Regions from separate parts of the Homo sapiens genome. Here regions 1 and 2 are each linked to region 3. A link is a contact called in ENCODE Hi-C data. All regions are on one chromosome and are shown on one strand. Each heading gives the region's core, a stretch centred on a gene start or an enhancer-like site at or near the end of the contact. The rest is flanking DNA. Distances are from core to core; before and after follow the strand shown. Region 1 holds the start of CCNDBP1 (cyclin D1 binding protein 1). Region 2 holds the start of LRRC57 (leucine rich repeat containing 57). Region 3 holds the start of NDUFAF1 (NADH:ubiquinone oxidoreductase complex assembly factor 1).

Region 1 (2,700 bases), core at 72-2,571, 1.8 Mb after region 3:
TGGGCAAATACACAACTAGCCACAAGTCAGCTGTTGTGTTATAAGCAACTGTGCTTGAAGTAAATTAGCTAACGCCAAGACAGATAGCAGCATAGTCTTAGGATCCACTAATAATGCATTATTAAGACCAAACTCTTCCAAGGACTTGGGAGTAAGCTATGGTTCTGTTCTTTTCCAGCTGGCGTTTTTTAACATCCCCTTGATGGCTTACATGTGTTGGAGCTTGCTGCAGCGGTGCTTTGGTCACAACTTCAGGTCTCATCTCCATCAAAGAAAATACTTGAAAATTATGCCTGTTCACCTACTTATGCTACTGCTGTACATCTGGCAGGTTTATTCCTGCTACTTTCTTTATGCAACATACGGCACCCTAGCTTTTTTATTCTCCCCTTTGCGGACCTGGTTGACACTGCTGACACCTGTTCTCATTCGTTATGTGTGGACACTGAACTCCACCAAGTTTGGAATCTTCATGGTGCAGTTAAAAAGCCACCTGAGCTCCTGAAGGCCATGTCTCACCACTGGCAGCTGGGCAGAAGCCCAGCCTCTGTGTCTGTAGCCCAGGCCTCTACCCCAGTAGCAGGTGGAGGGCCAGGATTGGTGGGTGAGCTTTAGGGAGCAGCTGCTCGTTTGGAGTCCTGGACGTTGGAGGGATTACCCACTACTGATACCTGCAGAATGGACTGCAGAAAAGTCTCAAAAATAATGCCTTTATTCCTTCCCTCCCTAAGGAGGCAAAGAGTTGATTTACCTTTGTGAAGAGAAAACCCTTATCTAGGACATCCACAGGGTAGAGGTTGGGTGTGTGTACGGGAGTGTCTGAGGCCCAGTGTGTTTTTTAGGGTTACCCCATGTAAAGCACTTACCGCTGTGCTTGGAATTCAGCAGCTGTCAAAGGTGCAATTTCAGGGGCAGGGAACCTTTGAGGATCTGGGCCCGACCCTCACTACCCCTGAGATATTAGTTCCCAGGCCTGTTTTCCCACAGGATTGTGGGCTCTCTGCTTCCTTAGTCGGAAGTGTTTTCAACTAATCAAATAAATGAATGAATGATGAATAAGAAAGACGGTGAGCCTGAGGCTTGCTTGTGTAGCCTGGCCTAAGGGGCAAGAGAAGGCGTGGCCTGTCCTGGCCTCTGAGAGTGGGATGGTTGGTGCTGTACCTCAGGGGACAGGGCGGGGCGGGAGGAGGCGGGGCCAGGCCTGGTCTCTGATAACGGGATGGGTGGTGCTGGACCTCGGGCGGGGCCGGGCCTCGTGGCGGGAGGAGGCAGGGCAGGGCCTCTGGGACGGGGCTGGACGGCTTGTTGACGGAAACGAGCCCTTGACGCTGTGGCCCGGAAGTGGAGCGGCTGTCGCAGTGCGGCTCCGGCAGTGGCAGCGGAGGCCTGTGTTTGCGGCCTTCGGCAAGCGACTGAGATGGCGAGCGCAACTGCACCTGCAGCCGCAGTCCCCACCCTGGCTTCGCCTTTGGAGCAGCTCCGGCACTTGGCGGAGGAGCTGCGGTTGCTCCTGCCTCGAGTGCGGGGTGAGCTGACGGAGTTAGAACGGGCGACGGCAGGGGCGGGCTCGGGGTCGGGGAGAGGCCGGGCTCGGGGTCGGGGAGAGGCCGGGCTCGGGGTCGCGGAGAGGGCGGGCTGGGGCGGCGGCGGGGAGCCGGGCTTGGGCGAGGGAGGTGGCTCCGCTTACCTCAGCTTTTCCATTCGCCACCGTTCGGCCCCCACACGCCACACCCACAAGTCGGCGAAGCCCAGGAGACCACCGAGGAGTTTAATCGAGAGATGTTCTGGAGAAGACTCAGTGAGTGCGCCTCCTTCCGGGCTCCCCTTGCCTCAGTTCCTCCAGCGTCCCGACCCCTTTTCCTCCCGCTGTCCCCCACGGAGGGGACTGCTCTCCCCCGCTGCATCCTTTCTGTGAGGTACCTTACCCACCTCAGCACCTGAGAGGGTGAAATAGAATTCTAACCTCGACATTCGGGAAGTGTTTTTGAGAAGTCTCGGTCGGTAAGGGAAGTCTTCCAAGTCCGTGCAGCACTAACGTATTGGCACCTGCCTCCTCTTCGGCCACCCCCCAGATGAGGCAGCTGTGACTGTGTCAAGGGAAGCCACGACTCTGACCATAGTCTTCTCTCAGCTTCCACTGCCGTCTCCACAGGTGGGCTTCACTTTCGTGGAATCCTTGGGCTGCCGAGTTACACCTTAGGAATCCTCTAATTTTCTTTCCACCTTTTGCACGCACGCCAGGAGATTTCTTTTCTTCATCTGTCCAGTGAGGTTACCGTTTTTACTTCACAGGATTGTTGTGAAGACCGAATTGCCAAGTGCAGTTCCTGGCGCGGAGTAGGCAGGTCTTATAAATATTGGTTCAGTCTGAAGTTTATCCTGGTTGTTTCCCTTCTGATAATTTTTTAAGCACTTTTTATTTGCTGGGTGTTTTCACATACTTGATGGCCATCTGACAGATGAGCAAGGAGGCTCAGAAGCTCAGCTTAAGATTTAAAAAAAAGCAGGGGGGCTAGAATTTAAATCAAGGTCTATCTGATGTCTAAGCTACCTATTCTGTTATACTGCATAATACCCTTTTTATATTATTTTTTATATTTAATCAGTAACATATGTAGATAGTACAAAATTCAACAGATATCAAAGTGTGTTAAGTTTACCTTTCCACCCACTTTCTCATTTTTGTCTCCCCCAGTTCCT
Region 2 (2,700 bases), core at 188-2,687, 1.1 Mb after region 3:
GGTGCCGTAGGCTACAAAGTTGGGGAGGTAATGCTCCCAGTTGGTTCCCAGAGAGGCTCAGGGTCTTGAGGGCAGAGAGTTGCCCAAAGGTAGACGGCAGCTCTCTAAGGTGATTGTTGTTTAGGCTTAGCGTCTCTAGTTTTTTCAGATTGCATATCTCATCAGGCAGAACAGCTGGCAAAGAAAAATTTTTTTAAAACCTGAATGTGATAGAGCTGAAAACAACTTTGATGAAGTTTATAAAGACTATATGGCAGCCTGCTTCGCCTCTTGTTAATATATGTAAAACTCCCACATGTGCCATTTTTAGATATTGCATTTTACCAACATAGTCTTTAGAAGGTGAGGGTGCCATCAAAATGCCGGAGAGCATTTGTGTGTATAATGGGCTCCTTTTGTAAAGGGGCCCAAGGCACAATCCGACAGCAATTTTGTGATATTTGGAAGATCCTCCCCTTCTCATCCATCCCCCATTCCAAGTTAGGTAGCTTTGTTTACATTACATCCCCAAAATGTTCTTCTCTTTCAAGTCCAAATTAACCCAGTAACAATCATTATAACACCCAATCATTATAAGGCTTATTTTAGATGTAATTACAAGAAGTAGAAAGAAGGCTTCAAGGATTCCGGCATTCGCAACTTGAGCCCTCCTGCACGGTTTCATAACAAAAACAAAAATCAGCTTGTAAGAGAAAACCACCCCTGGTAACAGCTGATCACTAGCAAAAGCCTCCCTGGCGAGAGCCATACTCAGTTTGTTGTTGTTCAGGGAGAGGCTCTTCAGCAGAGTGAACTTTCCTATCAGCAAAGGCGGTAGGCTTTCGATCTTGTTGTTGGACAAGTCGATGGTCCTGAGATTGCTCGTCAGCTTCTGCAAGTCTGCGGGGAACTGGAGAAAGGAGTTCACAGCGTGGGGAATCCCGCACCGACTAAGTTCGCCGCCCCCGCCGTCCCTCTCCCTTTAAGTTCCCTGGTCGTGTCCCTCCCAGTCTCACCTCGGTCAGCCCTCGGTCCTTAAGCTGAAAGACACCAGTTTTCTGCGCCGTTTCCACATGAGCGCGGAGCGCACTGTTTCCCATCCTAGCGCCGCGGCTCAGGTCCCTGCGGGAAGGAAGCGCTGCTGTCACCGCCCAGTCCACCCGGTCGGCCTCCCGGCTGGGGCTCCTGCCCCAGCTCTCAACTCCCGCCGATCCCTGGCTCCTGGGGCCCGACCCAAGAGCGACAAGGAAGAAACGGAAGAACACACAGCCCGACCACCAAGCCCTGCCGCCTTTGCAGCTCTGCGGAGGCCAGGCGCCTCTGGGAGCCTACGGAAGATCAGGGAGCCCCGGACTCGCCTCCCACCGCTCAGCTGCCGTAAGGCTCCGCAGGTGAAGACCCAGGACCCGCAGTAGCCGGGATGCGCTCCCCGGCTTAGTCCCGGGCGGGAACGCCCTGTGACGTCATCGAGCCGCGCCGTGCGTTCGCCCTGCGATCCCGCTCACTCTTGGCGCCTTCGCGGAAGGTGCGTCCGAGCCATGGCCGCTGCCAACCCGTGGGACCCGGCGTCCGCGCCTAACGGCGCTGGGCTAGTGCTAGGCCACTTCATAGCTTCGGGGATGGTCAATCAGGTACGTGGGGGTGGCGGTGGTGTCATCAAGGGGGTGCCCAAGGTGGCAACAATATGGCTGTGAGTTGGTGCTGCTGGCTGTGGGAGTGGTGAGGGTCCTGGTTGGGGTCTGTACTAGAGTAATAAGAGCCCCTTCCAGGCAACAGCCGCGAACGTTCTGCCGTGGATGCTTGGAAAGCGGGGATCTGAGTAGATGGTGTTTAGGGTAGACTGTGTTTTGAGTGTCTGTAGGGTAAATTTGTCCCAGTCCAGTTTGTGGGAGATTAGACTGTTACCAGCCTTTTTTTCATCCAGTGATACTGCCTCTAGACTGTAGTGTAAGGGCGGGGATGGGAAATACGGGTCGTTCTGTCCCCTTGCGGAACAAGCATTTCCAACAACCCTCGTTTGTGGGAAGTGTTGAATCGTATTTGGGGCGGGAGGTGCTGGGTAGAGAAGAGCGCCAGAAGCTCTTTTTTGACATTTTTATTTTATTTTATTATTTATTTATTTATTTATATGAGACAGAGTCTCGCTCTAACGCCCAGGCTGGAGTGCAGTGGCGTGGTCTCGGCTCACTGCAACCTCCGCCTTCCTGGTTCAAGCGATTCTCCTGCCTCAGCCTCTGGAGTAGCTGGGACTACAGGCGCCCACCACCACACCCAGCTAATTTTTTTTTGTATGTTTAGTAGAGACGGGGTTTCACCTTGTAAGCCAGGATGGTCCCGATCTCCTGACCTCGTGATCCACCCGCCTCGGCCTCCCAAAGTGCTGGGATTACAGGCGTGAGCCACCGCGCCCGGCCTTGGCATCTTTAAAGGCAAAAAAAAAAAAAAAAAAAAAAAAGTATTGGCTAAAAAGATAAGACCTTGGAACGTGAATGGAGGAAGAGATTAATTTTGAGAAGGAGAGAAAAGAGACATTAACCCAAGGAGTCACGGAGTGGCAGTTTTAGGTTGGGCAAGAGGAGCATGTCGGAGGAAGGAGCCAACAGAGGGAGAAATTGAACATGTGAGGAAATAATGGAATGCAGTGACAGGAGGGCATGGGGCAAGTGGGATCAAGGGCATTGAGAAAAATGGGGAAATAAATTTTGATATATAGAGGAAGTT
Region 3 (2,700 bases), core at 117-2,616:
TTTTGTTTTTGTTTTTTCAGTAGAGATGAGGTTCCACTATGTTGGCCAGAGTGGTCTCGAACTCCTGACCTCAGGTGATCCGCCTACATGGGCCTCCTAAAGTACTGGGATTACAGGCGTCAGCCACGGCGCCCAACCTTTTTTTTTTTTTTTTTTTTTGAGATGGAGTCTCGCTCTGTCACCCAGGCTGGAGTGCAATGGCACGACCCTGGCTCACTGCAACCTCCGCCTCCCGGGTTCAAGTGCTTCTCCTGCCTCTGCCTCCCGAGTGGCTGAAATTACAGGTGCCCGCCACCATGCCCAACTTTTTTTTTTTTTTTTTTAAGACAGAGTCCAGCTCTGTCCCCCAAGTTGGAGTGCAGTTGTGCGATCTCGGCTCATTGTAACCTCCACCTCCTGGTTTCAAGCAATTCTCTTGCCTCAGTCACTGGGATTACAGGCGTGCGCCACCACGCCCAGCTAATTTTTGTATTTTTAGTAGAGACAGGGTTTCACCATGTTGGCCAGGCTGGTCTCGAACTCCTGACCTCAAGTGATCCGCCCGCCTCGGCCTCCCAAAGTGCTGGGATTACAGGCGTGAGCCACCGCGCCCAGCCGACATTATCAATAAGGTTTGTTGATAAATCAAAACCATGTAAACAGTATGTTTTCACATGTATTATAAACGTTAAGGGAACCAGGAAAAATTAACAGTTGATCTGAGGTCCCGGAATTATGGATAATATTTAAATTCCCCCGCGCCGGTTGCACTTAAATGATTTTACCTCTACACATACCGAAATTTGAGAAACAAATGATAGCTCATAAAATGTTTTCCAAACCCTCCGTAGTGTTACTTCTCTAATAATATAACTTTAATTATAAATGCTTTGTTTCATTTTTTTTTTTCTACCAGTAAACAGAAAATCTAAACTATTAACTGGACAATACCGCCCTGAGGTTGACGGTGGGTTTTGACAACACAATCCACGCAGCTAGAAGTGAGTAGAATTAGTAAAGCTATCCATGCCTTACCATGTGCCAGAAACTGCTCTAAGTGTTTCACTGACGGCTCACAACAATCCTGAGAGAGGTACTATTATTATTTCAATTATAGAGACGAAGAAACTGACGTTCCAAGGCTAATTTACCCGAGGTCACACAGGTAGTGAGTGGCAAAATTCTTCCGCCTTGGCGTATACCTCCCGCACTCACGGCCTGGCCTCCGGAGGCTAGACGGTTCGCCGCGCTGGGGAGGCCCCCTCAACCCTCAAGTGCCAGGGCTCTGTCGCCTCCCCACACCCGGGACACACCAACCGCCGGCCTGCCGCCGCTTACCTCCCCGAGCCTATAGTGTACCTTCCGCCCAGAAGCCACTTTACCCGTATAGGTCCATCTGCTTTTCCCTTCCGATGCCAAACAAGGCGTCAGAACACCAAAGTTCCGGCCGAGTACAGAAGCCCAGGAAGGACAGCAAGGACCCCGTAGCCCAGCCAACTGAGGTTTTTGGAGGTTTTTGGTCCACTTGGTCGCCAGTTGTAAGGAAGCAGTGAGAATTCAGATAAGTTTTTCGCCTCTCCTTCCTGTATCCTTTCAGGCGGCAAACTCCATCCCTGCGTCTTTTTTTTTTTTTTTTTTTTTGAGACGGATTCTCGCTCTGTCGCCCAGGCTGGAGTGCAGTGGCGCGATCTCGGCTCACTACAACCTCTGCCTCCCAGATTCAAGCGATTCTCCTGCCTCAGCCTCCCGAGTAGCTGGGATTACAGGTGCGCGCCATCATGCCCGACTAATTTTTGTATTTTTAGTAGAGACGGGGTTTCACCATGTTAGCCGGGATGATCTCGATCTCCTGACCTCGTGATCCACCCGCCTCGGCCTCCCAAAGTGCTGAGATTACAGGCGCGAGCCACCAAGCCCGGCCCCCTGCGTCTTTCAAATAGAACCCAGTTATTGCTAACGCGCCTGTATCCCTTCCTTCCTTATCTGTCGCCTCGGTCCCCACAAGAACTGCCTGAGGCCTCAAAAGGCCGATTCTGCTGGAATTGCCCCCATGAATTCTTGAGGACCACCACGCACCTGGACAGCAGCCCCTCCTACCAGCCCTTCCCGAGTCTCGCCCCACACGGTCGCCAGTTGCTCAGGGCATCTGTTTGTACCTTGTGCACACCTCTCTTAAAGCACTTTTTTTTTTTGAGACGGAGTCTCACTCTGTTGCCCAGGCTGTAGTGCAGTGGCGCGATCTGCAACCTCCGACTCCTGGGTTGGAGCAATTCTCCTGCCTCAGCCTCCCAAGTAGCTGGGATTACAGGTGTGTGCCACCACACCCGGATAATTTTTGTATTTTTAGTAGAGATGGGGTTTCGCCATGTTGGCCAGGCTGGTCTCGAAATCCTGACCTCATGATCCACCCACCTCGGCCTCCCAAAGTGCTGGTATTACAGGCGTGAGCCACCATGCCCGGCCAAAGCACTTAAACATTGTTTGTTTTTGTTTTTTTTTCTTACTGCCAGGGAAGACAGAATCAACATTGTATCTTTCACTCACTTCTCACTTCCTTTGCCACGCTGTGAGCTTTCTTGGGTCCAGACTGCGCTGTTTTTCCTTTCCCCAGAATGTACCATAGCGGCGGGAATTTAGTGCTTAGTGTGAATTTGAGAGCATATAGTTCCGTAACACCTTTGTTCTCTAAGGTTCCGAAGGAGCTCACTAAATACACTAGCC

What was found. Hi-C counts contacts between places; a loop is a spot of excess contacts on that map. Pooled maps may share reads with other maps.
Region 1: a loop to region 3 is called in a pooled map, with 9 times the contacts of the local background. The contact joins the promoter of CCNDBP1 here to the promoter of NDUFAF1 in region 3. A Hi-C loop is called at or near these places in 4 of 50 pooled maps.
Region 2: a pooled map shows a loop between it and region 3 (4-fold over the local background). The contact joins the promoter of LRRC57 here to the promoter of NDUFAF1 in region 3. A Hi-C loop is called at or near these places in 5 of 50 pooled maps.

The regions. Positions count from the first base shown.
Region 1 is chr15:43,184,082-43,186,781 of GRCh38, forward strand. CCNDBP1 (cyclin D1 binding protein 1) reads left to right here and starts at 1,322. Exons shown (of 11, transcript NM_012142.5): 1 at 1,322-1,526; 2 at 1,739-1,798; 3 at 2,073-2,152. The coding sequence starts at 1,418. It overlaps TMEM62 (transmembrane protein 62), which reads left to right. Exons shown (of 14, transcript NM_024956.4): 14 at 179-1,063. The coding sequence ends at 505. LOC124903478 (a long non-coding RNA gene) reads right to left here and starts at 1,806. Exons shown (of 2, transcript XR_007064604.1): 1 at 1,688-1,806. RefSeq lists silencers at 1,048-1,347, 1,568-1,657 and an enhancer at 1,828-1,927.
Region 2 is chr15:42,547,356-42,550,055 of GRCh38, forward strand. It overlaps LRRC57 (leucine rich repeat containing 57), which reads right to left and starts at 1,438. Exons shown (of 6, transcript NM_153260.3): 1 at 1,338-1,438; 2 at 996-1,101; 3 at 751-889; 4 at 1-174. The coding sequence starts at 1,079. HAUS2 (HAUS augmin like complex subunit 2) reads left to right here and starts at 1,483. Exons shown (of 6, transcript NM_018097.3): 1 at 1,483-1,610. The coding sequence starts at 1,518. RefSeq lists an enhancer at 1,274-1,743.
Region 3 is chr15:41,401,130-41,403,829 of GRCh38, forward strand. It overlaps NDUFAF1 (NADH:ubiquinone oxidoreductase complex assembly factor 1), which reads right to left and starts at 1,367. Exons shown (of 5, transcript NM_016013.4): 1 at 1,015-1,367.